Linked DNA regions of Homo sapiens: region 2 is linked to region 1. The links are chromatin contacts, found by Hi-C or POLR2A ChIA-PET in ENCODE. All regions are on one chromosome and are shown on one strand. Each heading gives the region's core, a stretch centred on a gene start or an enhancer-like site at or near the end of the contact. The rest is flanking DNA. Distances are from core to core; before and after follow the strand shown. Region 1 has its middle 63 kb from the start of UCHL1. Region 2 has its middle 110 kb from the start of UCHL1.

Region 1 (6,191 bases), core at 729-3,228:
TCTCTAGAATATATAACTACTACAAATCAGTAAGACAATTCAACAGATACTTTCAAAGCACAAAGCAACATGGATGAATCTCACAGACATGATGAGGTCAAGGAGCCAGACACAAAAGAGTATATGTGGTATGATTGGTATGATTTAATTCATATAAAGTTTAAAAGCAGGCAAAACTTCTGTATGGCCATACTTGTTATATTTAAGGATGAGGTGGCTAGTAACTGAAAAGGGGCATGAGGGTGCTTCTGGGATGCTGGTGATATTTTATTTCCTGGTCTGGGTGTTGTATAAAGAAATGTATTCATTTATGATTTGTACACTTTCTATATATCTACATCTATATCTCTATGCTATATTTCAGTAAAAGTTTGTTAAAATGCCATATGGCTTAGTTGGAGAGAAAAGTATAGATTGGGATTGTAATGAATTATTCTCTGATGAACTATTGAACTCACCATTGTATTATCTACTGCTGCAAAACAATTATTCTGAAACTTAGCAGCTTAAAACAACAAACATTTATTATCATTCAGGGTCTCTCATGAGGTTGCAGTCTAACTTGGCTGGGGCTACAATCATCTGAAAGCTTGACTGGGACTGGGGGATCCATGTTCCAGCTCATTTGCACTGTTGGCAGGCTCTAGTTCCTTGCTAGCTGTCAGCGGGTCTTCAGTCTCTCATTACATGGCCATACAGCACCTGAGTGTCCTCACAACATGACAGCTGGCTTTCTCCAGAGTGAGTGAGCAAAGGGGGAAAGGCAGCCCAAGATGAAAGACACTGTGTTTTTAAATGACCTAATTGTGGAAGCTACATACCATCACTTCTGCTGTATTCCACTGACAACACAGATCAACCCTAGTGCAATGAAAGGGAACTACCCAAGAGCATGAAGACGAGCTGGTAGGGATCTTTGGGAGCCATCTTGTGATGGTTTCCACAGCTATCTTTCTCACAACCCTTACTAGAATATTAATGGAAATTCTAAGATTCTCACACTTCTCTCTGTTATAATTCATTAATATGTACAAAAATCTCTAGCTGCTTTCAAACTGGTGACCCCATTGGAAGAACTTGCCGGTGGGGGTGAGGAGAAACCTGAGAAGAGGGTCAGATTCTTCCATCACTGTCCCAAGGGGCATAGACTCTGTGAAGATGGTCGTTTCTAGCCTGTGATTTCAGAAATTCTGGCAGGTCCCCCTGCCCTTGGTACCTCAACATAATATGACCAGTGATCCCTGAAATAACTCCAAAGGAAACCTATGCCACTGGTGAAAGATGTTCCTTTCCTATCAAATGCAGGCACACTAGCAGCACAGTAAAGCAGTGGTTCCCAAACTTGGCTGCTCTTTAGAATTTCATGGGGAGCTGTGAAAAATGTGAATTCCTGAGTCTGTCCAGAAAACCGATTCAGACTCTCCAGAGGTGGACTTCCAGACTCTGCAGTTTGAGAAGGCTTCTCTCCATCTGTCAGAGTAAGAAAAAAATTTTGAAAATCAATAAAAAAGAAAAAAGAGAAGGCTTCTTAGGAAGTTCTGAGAGAAGAGTTGGCCAAGCATCTGACAGCTGGTCCTGCAGCGGTATTTGGAAACTACTGACATATACCATTAGTGTGTGTAGATTTCAGACCCCTTCTGGGGAGTGAGTTTCAATGTTGGGAGTGAGGGTGGGATAGCCATTTGTCCACAAAGAGCCCATTTTTCTTCCCAGCTCTCTCTGCTCAATGTGCTGAGTGAGATAGTGCTTCTCAGCCTCTTTGAACGCTTTCTTGTCCCTCTGCCTGCACTTTGGTTCCCATCACGTCAGCCTTGAAGGTGGAGTGGCCTGTCAGCACCACAGGCTTGTGACTGGAGCCACAGGATCTCCTTTATCTCCTCAGCTTCAGGCTCTGTTGTGTGAATCCAGGCTAAGAGCAGTTCAATGACTCAGGGTTAAGAGGACACACCGCCATCTCTTGACTCAGCCAGGAGATCCTTCCTCTTTGGCAATAAAAGGACACAATGCTTTGTAGAGTTGCCACTTAATATAGATGAGATTACAGTTTGTGGACTGGATGAATCTAGAGACTTGTTTTCTCACCTATGAGAAAATATGCAAGGCATGGGAACATTCTTCATAGTAGTAAAAATTGAAAATATTTGTTTTTTTCATCCATTCACTCAACAAATATTTGTTGAGCATCTCTGATCTTATCTTCTACTACTGTCTTGCTTATACCTCTCCAACCACACTAACCCCGCTGATCTTCTTAGAACAAACCAGGTACTCCTCTGCCTTAAGGAATCTGCTGCAGCCTGGAACTTTCTTACCCAGTTGTCTACTGAGCTAACTTCCTCACCTTCAAATCTTTGCTTACTTCTCACCTTCTCGATAGGGGTTAACGTGACCACCCTATTTACCCCTGCAACCAGCTTCCCTTCCTTACACTGTTCTACCTTTTATTTTTCCACAGCTCTGTTTACCTTTTAATACACTATTTCATTGATTAGGTCATCGTTTATCGTTTGAGTTCCTCTCTTGAATGTTAAGTTTCATCAGGGCAGGAATCTTTGTCTGTTTTTTTCACCATGTGTCCCTGGTACCTGGCATGGAGTCTGGCACGTAAGAGACACTTGATAAATATTTGTTGAATGAATCAACTGGGAGCCGGAAGAGCAGCATGCAATACAGATAAGATCACTGGTGTCATAGAGCTCATGATTTATTGGAGGTGAATGTAAATGAATTATTACAGAAATGCTTATTTAGTGATAATTGTGATAGCTAAGAAGGAAATATGGAGTTGTATCTGAGAGTATACGAGGGGCCCAACCTAATTAGGGGGCCAGGGATAGTTTGTTGAGGCAGCAACACTTAGCCTGAGACCAGAAGGTGGAGTGGAGTAATCCAGCTGAGGGAGCTGGGAAGACAGTGGAAAGACCCTCTTAGATTTCAAGTAGTTTTCAGTTGTCCGGCTTATAACAACCGGGCATGCTGACAACCACATGGAGGTGCCTCTCTTTTCTCTTGAAGTAGCTATTCAAACTGAGTTTCCAAAAATCTGTAGACTACCTCTACACCAACATCTGAACACCAACTTCAGAATATTTCTCTTGTTACAGATGGATGCTCTTTGATGAATAACATTTTTGATCTTCTGAATGTCTCCTTAATCAGTTGAAAACAAATTAAGTTTTCAATTGATTAAATAAATTTACTCAATCCACTGGATAAAGTTTAAATATTTATTGTATCAGTCCACTGAATAAATAAAGTTTAAATATTCTCAGCAATCAATCAAGAGTTTAAGAGATCTTATCTCAGAAACAAAACCACATAAAGGCTGAGGTAAAAGAGCTTCATACTGAGAGGAAAGCCTTAGTTGATGAGATGAGCAGTTCTCTAGGTATTCTTCCTAGCACTTGAAATAAAGTACTTTGCACAAGGCAACTAAAGAAAATGTCTGTAGGAATTAGGTCAAAGTTGTAATAGTTAGGCAAGGCACGGAGGTTTACACCTGTAATCCCAATGCTTTCAGAAGCCAAGGCAGGAGGATCCCTTGAGGGCAGGAGTTTGAGACCAGCCTGGGCAATATAGAGAGATCTGTCTCTACTAAAAATAAAAATAAAAATAGCTAGGTGTGGTGGTGCATGCCTATAGTCCTAGCTACTTGGGGGGCTGAGATGACAGAATCACTTAAACTCAGGAGTTTGAGGCTACAGTGAGCTATGTCATGCCACTGCACTCCAGCCTAGGTGATAGAGTGTGGGACCCTGTCTCTAAAACCAAAAACATTATAGCAGTTAATTCCCTTCTAGAGATCACCTGGCTGCATTAGGCAGTTTTTTCCTTTTTATTACTCAGAAGAACAAACACATTTATAAGAAAATATACAGGTATGAAATAATGAGTCAGTGGTAAATACTGTGAAAAAGATTTTGAAAGCTTCTGAGTACTAACAGATCTTAAACATTCACTTGTTAATTCACCTCTGGGAACTCAATCTTTGACCTGGAAACAAGAGGAAAAACAGCATCCTTTCTTGAGCAGTATGTTCTCAGCTTCCGAGCTGCCCAGGAGATTGGGCCCCAGATGATACCTTAGAACCAGAATCAATGCTTGTGGGAGGACCATGTAGGCTCCTTCATCAGAGGCATATAGTGATACCTCCATTAATAAAGCCTCTGGGGATTCTGTGTTCTTTTTGCTTTGTTTCTGTTTTATTTTGCTTTTTTGCTAAGTTAGCCAGGTTGTGGAGGGGAATGGTATAACTTCAACTGAGGATTGTGCTGGTTGTGACCATGTCAAAAGAAGCAGTAACTTTATCTCAGGATTTCCCTCTGTATCAGTCAGGAGAGGCTAGGTTATGCTGCTGTAACAAACAACCCCACAATCTCAGTGGCTTAAAATAGTAGAGGTTTATTTTTTCACTTAACAACACATGTCCATCTGGGGCCTGTGATGGGAAAGGCTGCCACAAAGGTCTCTGACATATCCTGGAGACATTTTCTCCATTGTCTTGGCTATTAACATTCAGTTCCTCTTTACTTATGGAAATTTCTGTAGCAGGCTTAAATTTCTCCCCAGAAAATTTTTTCTTTTCTACCACACAACCAGGTTGCAAATTTTCCAAACCTTTATGCTCTGCTTCTCTTTTAAACAGAAGTTTCAGTTTCAGATAATCTCTTTGTTCACACACATGAGTGTACACTTTTAGAAACAGCCAGGTCTCATCTTGAATGCTTTGCTACTTAGAAATTTCTTCTGCCAGATACCCTAAATCATCTCTCTCAAGTTCAAAGTTCCACAGATCTCTAGGGCAGGGACAAAATGCTGTGTCTCTTTCCTAAAGCATAGCAAGAGTGACCTTTACTCCAGTTTCCTATAAGTTCCTCATCTCCATCTGAGAGCACCTCAGCCTGGACTTCATTGTCCATATCACTATGAGTGTTTTGGTTACAACCATTCAACAAATCTCTAGGAAGTTCTAAATCTTCCATCATCTTCCTGTCTTCTTCTGAGCCCTCTAAACTGTTCCAGCCTCTGCCCATTACCCAGTTCCAAAGTTGCTTCCACATTTTCAGGTATCTTTTTAGCAATACTCCACTCTTGGTACCAATTTTCTGTAATAGTCCATTCTCACACTGCTATAAAGAACTACCTGAGCCTGGGTAATTTATGAAGAAAAGAGGTTTAATTGACTCACAGTTCCACATGCTTCATAGGAAGCATGACTGGGAGGCCTCAGGAAACTTATAATCATGGCAGAAGGTGAAGGGGAAGCAAACATCTTCTTCACATGGTGGCAAGAGAGAGAGAAGGGGGAAGTGCCACACAGTTTTAAACCATTGGATCTCATGAGAACTCACTCACTATCAAGAGAAGAGCAAGGAGGAAATCTGCCCCCATGATTCAATCACCTCCCACCAGGTCCCTCCCTCAACACTGGAGATTACAATTCAACATGAGATTTGGGAGAAGACATAGAGCCAAACCATATCACATAATTATTCATAACGGGTGGGAAAGGATGTTGCTAGTAAGTATATTATAGGTGGTCTTTTGGGTATTCTCAGTAGCTGTACGTGCTTGTTCATGTATCACATGTCTCATTAGCATCTTCAATCTCCATCCAGGGGTGTGTTTTTTACTATTATAATGAGCAAAGGGTCAATCTGAGGACAAGTAAAATTAAAATGCGCATGCTTTCTACAGGGGAAAGTCCCTGAAGATAGTTCTGCTTGGATGGGCTTGATCACAATGTGAGTACTGGGGTTTGTTACGTTGCTGGTGCAGTTGCTGTGTCCCACATAACAGACATGGTAACTGACATTGTTACCAGCTCATGTGTTGACGGTGCAGTTTTCATGTCCCAAGGACATGGTTATTTCCTTTACTATCTATCCTGACTCAATAATACTGTTACTAAACTTTGGCAGCTTGTATTTTTTTCTCTGAAATTATATTTTTAAGAGTTATCCAAGTTGACACAAGGAGCCATAGTTCATTCATTTAACTGTAAGAACAGCCCTTCTTGAACCTTAATTGGCACATGAATCACTACAGGATCTTGTTCAAGTACAGATTCTGATTTGGTATGTCTGAAGTTCTCAACTGAAGCCAACACTGCTGGTTGGGCATCACATTTTTGGAGGCAAGGCTGCATAGAATTCCCTTGAATGCATGTGGGACAATTTATTCATTTATTC
Region 2 (6,378 bases), core at 2,329-4,828, 47 kb after region 1:
GAAAGCCCCAGGCATGTCTCATAATTTGATAACTCACCATCAGATGAGAAAAAGACCTTGGCTTTTTATTTTTGATATGTGGCTGGAACGGTTTGGCGTGTGACAGGTGCTCTGCCTGTGTTGCGTACTTATGCTCCCAGGATACACAGGAAGCATTTGTAGTTACTGGCTTATTGCAGAGTTGGATAACTATTTTTCAGGTTCTTGAACTCTAAAATTCTCAGGAGAGACTTCGAGTGTGGGTGGGGGTAAGGGGAGGATCTAGAAGCAGAACAGTCTTTACTATTCTTGAAGGCAAGTGATTTATTCTCAATTTCCTTAACTGTATCATTGACATATTCTGCTTTAAAAATGTATTGTGGTATGAGTTACACATGTAAAAGTGCACAAATCTGAAGTGTACACCTCCATGAATTTTGACATATGTATATTACTATAGCCCCCACCTAAATCAAGATACAAAATGTCTCCTTTGGCCCAGATTACAGTTTGCTTTTAAGTGGTAGTATATTTCAGGCTATTATGCAGTGCAGAATATTAGCTTTAATATCACGTTTAAGAAAAGGAAGAAGGGATTCCTTAAGACAGTAGAACCTCATTAAGCCCTATAGACAGTTTGGGATTGTTCTTGATGCTTTACCATTCATACCAATTTAAGAATGTGAAAACCGTAATGGGGCATGCGTGGCTTTAGGACCAGGCAGCCCAGGCGAGCTGCGTGTGCATTATTGAAGTGGCCTATCTCCTTTCAATTGTTGGGTTCAGTTTCAGGGAAAGGAGAGCTTCCCCCTCCCAGGCTATATAAAAAGGTAATTGCTCCAGGGGAAAGATAGAGACCTCCCCCTTCCTTCCCAGAGGTTCTTCTTGAAATGTAAATGCCGAGTCTGCAAACCACGGGAACCCAGAAGTTGTAACAGATGGTTTTGCATGCAGTTGCCTTGTGAACAAAGATTCCTCAGCTAATACAGCAATAATGTAGTACTTAGGGGCAGTGAATCCCCGGGTGGGGGGGCGGATTGGGGATTGGTATCTCGAGACAATTGCAACTCCTCTAGGGGCCCCATTGTCTCTGGCAGCATCCTCATTGGTAGGGCTTTGTTTTTACTTTTATTCAGTTGGTGATTAAATTTCCCATAGGTTTTTTTTCTTTCTTTCTTCTTTTTGAGTAGTCAGGAATTTCACCCTTTCATAAAAATGTTCCCTTGGGTGGAGCAAGTTAATAAACAAACTTTGCTGCTTGTCTCGCCTCGATTCTTGGTCTTCCTTGAGTCATGGATTGGCAAGAAAACATTCATTCTTAATAAAGGCTCAGGGAACCAGATCCAGGACGTAACTTGTTAGTGAGGAATTTCTCGGCGTGCAGCCTTGGCTATTTGAGGACCGTGTTACTGGGCAGGAAATGTGGCCTGGGAACGATTCCCCCACTTCAGCCCCCTTCCCCTCACTCCTTCCTTAGTTGGCAAAGGTGAAAGCTCTAACGGAGCACTAGATGGTCACAGACCACGTGGGGACAGCCCTTTAACACTCCTAGTGACTTTTTATAGCTGTAGGAACAGGTTGCACATCTAACTGTGTTTGGGAAGACTCCTAGAGGAGACAGCAAACTTGAAGTAGTAACTGTGGCTACCAGCAGGCAGGGGAGTGACTAACTTCTTTCCATACTACTTTTCTAGAAGGCCTTACTAAGCAGAACACAGTAGGTGAGAGGTCAGACCTTGGAGCTGGGCATCCTAGGTTTGAGTCCAGAGTCTGTTACTTTGTAGCTGGATGACCCTGAGCAAGCTACTTTTCCTTTACTGTGGTTCCAAATGATTTCTTTGGAAGATAGCTCTAGTTGTTAGCAACAACAAAAATGACTAAGAGTTATTATTGAGAGCATCTGTAAAACAGGATACTAATAACAGCTCACCTATTTCATAGGAGTGCTGTCAGGATTAAATCAATTAATATATTTAAAATGCTTAGAACAGTGCCCAGTACATAGGAAGTGCTGTGTAAGTATGGTTAGTAGTATTATTACCATTATTATTACCACTGCTGTTACTTTTACTACTACTATTATCATTATGATAATTATTACTACTACTGCTATTGCTATTGTTTTTTTCTGTTGTTAATAACAACTAAGGTTGATTTTGAAAGAAATGATTCAGAACACCAGATTTCCCGGGTAGAAAATATGATTCAATTGCCTACTGATTTCATCCTATTATCTCACTCTGTTAACTCTGGATACCTGGAGTCGAAGTTAACTAGATGCTACATGTCACTCTAATTTGCACTAAAAGTGACTTGGGGATCAGAGAAAAACCTTTAATATCTACTCATAAAGTGATCTTGGTAGTCCATCAAAGCTTAGAAAATTATTCTTCAATATTATGCTGAATATGTAAGTTTAATGTATAATCTTTGTTACCAAACTCCAAGCAGAATGCTCAATGCCTCTCCTCTTGTTCTTGTAGATGATCTAATATTAAATCATTATACAAATAATGGGTCCAAATATTCATCTAAATGCAGCAGAATTTTATTCACTGAGGTTGTGTCAACTCCTGCTAGGAATAAGAAGAATTCTTCCATTGATTTTCTTTCCCTCTTCCTCCCTTTTATTATTTCCTTCTTTTTTTTTGGTGGTATTTATTGAGTTACAAGAGTTTATTAGTAGGTTAGATGACTCTGATTTTCCTGATTCCCCGCTTCTCTTGGCCTCACCACCCACAACAATATTTATCTGTTCTAATCTGTGGTTCTTCTTTTCAGTGCCAAACACTTTCTGAAGAAACAGATGTCCTTCGACTTGGTTTCGGTTATGATTTGGAACAGGTTCCCAGGCCTTTAGGGAGGGACTGGAAATTTCAACCCAACTCAGCCTTATTTCTCAACTTGAGAAGTTCCTGGACTCCTTTACCTTCAATCAGAGTGTGCCCATGGGGCTTGGTGATGAATACAATCTTATTTGTGACCTAATCCATACTTCACAAGAGTGAGAACTAGTGCTGGAAGGGATCAGTTTCTCATTTTGGTTCATTCCCTGCTGCCCACATAGAATTGTTTTCTTATTCAGCTGGGACCTAATTCTGAAGATTAAAAACACTGAGGGTATCATAGCTCTCCAAGACCAAAAGATGCTTGTGTTGTTTGGCAGTAGGGAAAATTTATGAATAGCTTTTGAGATAATTTAGCATTTAATGGCCAGTAACATATGACTTTTGTGATGTAATACCATAAGTTATACATGTAGTCATTCTAATTCTCCACCTCTGTAGGGACTAGATTCTTAACATCTTTTTATCCCAACAGGTAGTTAACTTTGCAGATGGTCCTCCAGCTTTGCATAAGTTGCCAAGGAAGAGGAAGAAAAAACTTTTCTGGCTAGATCAAGGAAGGAGTAGTGGTCTGAATAGATATGTAAATGAGAGCAGGCGGCATCTTTCTCACAATGACATTTAAATAGTCTAGCTTGTTTGTATACAAGAGCAGCTATGACACAATGCTGTCACATGGTAGGAAAACAGTGAGGTCCCACAGATTTGGGGAAAGGGGATGCGGAATGGGAGGTGGAGCTGGCACTTCTTGCCCCGGCATCTCCCTGGAAACCAGTTGCATCAGGCGAGCTCCAAAGGGCAGACTGAGCACTGGCTACCAAGAAAGGGAAGGCTGAGCATGTGTTCTCAGCCACTGGGTCTCTTGGCCTCCAGCTCTCTGCTGATGGATGACAATAGAGCCATGATGTAGACAGTTGGCCTTGATTCTGTGAGTGGCAGTCAGTGCTAGGTGGGACTAGGCAGCTCTAGGAGTACTAGAAATTGGCCTGGCAGCTTCTCTTTTTGCTTTAGACCATTCTGAAGCTTAAAAGCATCATAGTTGGGGGATAACATGATGATAAAAATTATGTTAATGATGCTGATGTTGCTGATGATAAAAGGTACTATTTATTGGGTGCTTATTATGTGCCTGCTAAAGTCTATGTACAGTTGGCCCCTCGAAGTGGCGCAAAATACATTTTGTATTTTGTATTTTGGCCTTGATTTTCATGATTCAGGACAGAATCAGTTAACACTGGTTGATTTTTGACCAAACTGTTCTTACTGGAATTAGGTTTTCCTTTTAAGCCCAGTTCACTGTTCTGAGATTTTTTAAAAAGTACAATACAATTTTATAATAGAACACCTCATATGTTCCTTAGGATGTGTGTGTGTTTACATCTGAGGCAGAAGAAAGGTATCAGATATGATCTTTTTTGGAGGAAGGGTAGGGTAGATAAAAGGATGACTTCAGTGCTATTAAATCAGGAAAGGAAGGGATAATAGAACTTTGGTTTTAAGTGATTGAGAAATATAAAAATAGCCTAAACTAGAGGGCTAAAGATAATATAGGGGAAAAATAGTTCTTAAAAAAATGATAGAATATTGGAAAGACTTCTGTCTGGACATAAGATGTTATATTTCAAGGAGGAATGATGCCGTGGAATTCAGTTCTGCTGTGATAAAATTCCATGTTTGCAATATTGAAAACAACACTTCCAAAGAGATGCCCATGCATCTAACCCTGATGGGATGTGTATTAGTTCATTTACATACTGCCATAAAGATACGACCTGAGACTGGGTAATTTATAAAGAAAGGAGGTTTAACTGACTTACAGTTCCACGTGGCTGGGGAGGCCTCAAGAAACTTATAATTATGATGGAAGGCAAAGGGGAAGCAAGACAGGTCTCATATGGTGGCAGGAGAGAGAGAGCAAGCGAAGAGGGAACTGCCAAATGCTTTTAAAACCATTAGCTCTCATGAGAACTCACTCACCATCATGAGAACAGCATGGGGTAACCGCCCCCGTGATCCAGTCATCTCCCTGCAGGCTCCCTGTCCTGACATGTGGGGATTACAACTTGAGATGAGATTTGGGTGGGGACACAGAGCCAAACCATATCAGGATGGCTAGTGTATCTCAGGGAATTACCTTTGGCATCAGGAAAAGGACAGATGATATAGTCATATAAAATGCACCTAAGAAATAACTTGGCTGATACCTTTTCCCACTGTCAGCAAAACTGTGCTCTATGCTGAGACCTTAAGAATAAAATATTGGTTAGGTTGGGAAAGCTCCATGTTTCCACTGTCCTGCATTTTGCCTGTGAGAGTTACTCTAGTGTGGCTGTTGGAGGCTGCAGCTTGGCCTCCTGGTCAGTGTAAGTTAGGGACTGCCCCACCCATTCACCCCTAGATAGCCCATTAGGAGGCCATGGAGGAATACACCTGCACTTGCTTTTAAAATCAAGGTCGGCTAGGTGCGGTGGCTCACGCCTGTAATCCCAGCACTATGGGAGGCCAAGGCTGGTGGATCATGAGGTTTGGAGATCCAGACCATTCTGGCTAACACAGTGAAACCCTGTCTCTACTAAAAATCCAAAAAAAAAAAAAAAAAAAAAAGGAAAGAAAAATCATCCGGGCGTGGTGGCAGGCACCTGTAGTCCCAGCTACTCGGAACGCTGAAACAGGAGAATGGTGTGAACCTGGGAGGCGGAACTTGCAGTGAGCCAAAATCGCGCCACTGCACTCCAGCCTGGGCGGCAGTGCGAGACTCCATCATAAAAAAAAAAAAAAAAAAAAGAAATCAAGGTCAAGAACAGAAGGACTTGTAGCTTTTTCATTTCCATGACTGAAAACTGTTAAAAAAAATTCCTCAGCCTTATTTTTTTGCCAAGTATGTTCACCAAATGGGTCTGCACCAAGTGAGGAACTGAAGTTATATTTATTGCAATGAGTACATAGCTATCTTTTTCTCCCCTCAGAAGTGTTTAAAAAATATTTTGAACAATTATTTTATTTTAATTGAATATCTTATTCCAATTGAAATGGAATGAAAGCGACAATAAGCTCAGTCAAATTGTTAAAATATGAAAATAATTATTTGGGAGACTTGGCTATCACTCATTTGTAAGTTTGCTTCAGTATAAACAGTGGCAAAAATAAGCATTAATATTTTAATGTGTGAAAGTGTGCTTTCAAAAATTATTTCCTGAAAAGTGTTTACTGAGCTCCAACAATGTGCAGCATAGTGTTAGGCATGGTGTTAGGTAATGAACAAAATAAACATACTTCCTGCCCTCATGAAATATACAATGTGGCAGGGGGACAGAGAGATTAAACAATACATATATAATTACGATTTGGAATACATACTATGAAGACAAAGAATGGGGCAGGGGGGATTAAGAGAAAAGCACTCTTTAAAAAGACAAGGATTCTTAGTGAAAATAAGATTTAAGCTAAGACCACGGAAGAATTCTAAGCAGGAGAATTTGATTGATGATGATTTATTGAGAAAAGGGCTTGCGTTGGATGCTACACATACTTTTATTATGATTGTGTTTTGAAA

Evidence for each region. Hi-C counts contacts between places; a loop is a spot of excess contacts on that map. ChIA-PET counts read pairs that join two places held with the same protein, here RNA polymerase II (POLR2A). Pooled maps may share reads with other maps.
Region 2: a loop to region 1 is called in a map of Right ventricle myocardium inferior, with 2.3 times the contacts of the local background. The contact joins two enhancer-like sites. A Hi-C loop is called at or near these places in 5 of 168 maps with a recorded cell type or tissue (PC-9, Right ventricle myocardium inferior, cardiac septum and 2 more) and 2 of 50 pooled maps. POLR2A ChIA-PET finds 5 or more read pairs at or near these places in 7 of 52 experiments (A549, H1, K562 and 4 more).

The regions. Positions count from the first base shown.
Region 1 is chr4:41,317,098-41,323,288 of GRCh38, forward strand. No RefSeq gene overlaps it. Among named protein-coding and RNA genes, the nearest start is that of UCHL1, 63 kb to the left of the region's middle. Within about 2 kb of position 1,979, at least 6 of the 41 ENCODE cell types and tissues checked have a DNase peak (open chromatin) inside an H3K27ac peak, as active enhancers do.
Region 2 is chr4:41,362,278-41,368,655 of GRCh38, forward strand. It overlaps a transcript of LIMCH1 not described here. Among named protein-coding and RNA genes, the nearest start is that of UCHL1, 110 kb to the left of the region's middle. RefSeq lists an enhancer at 547-1,208. Within about 2 kb of position 3,579, at least 2 of the 41 ENCODE cell types and tissues checked have a DNase peak (open chromatin) inside an H3K27ac peak, as active enhancers do.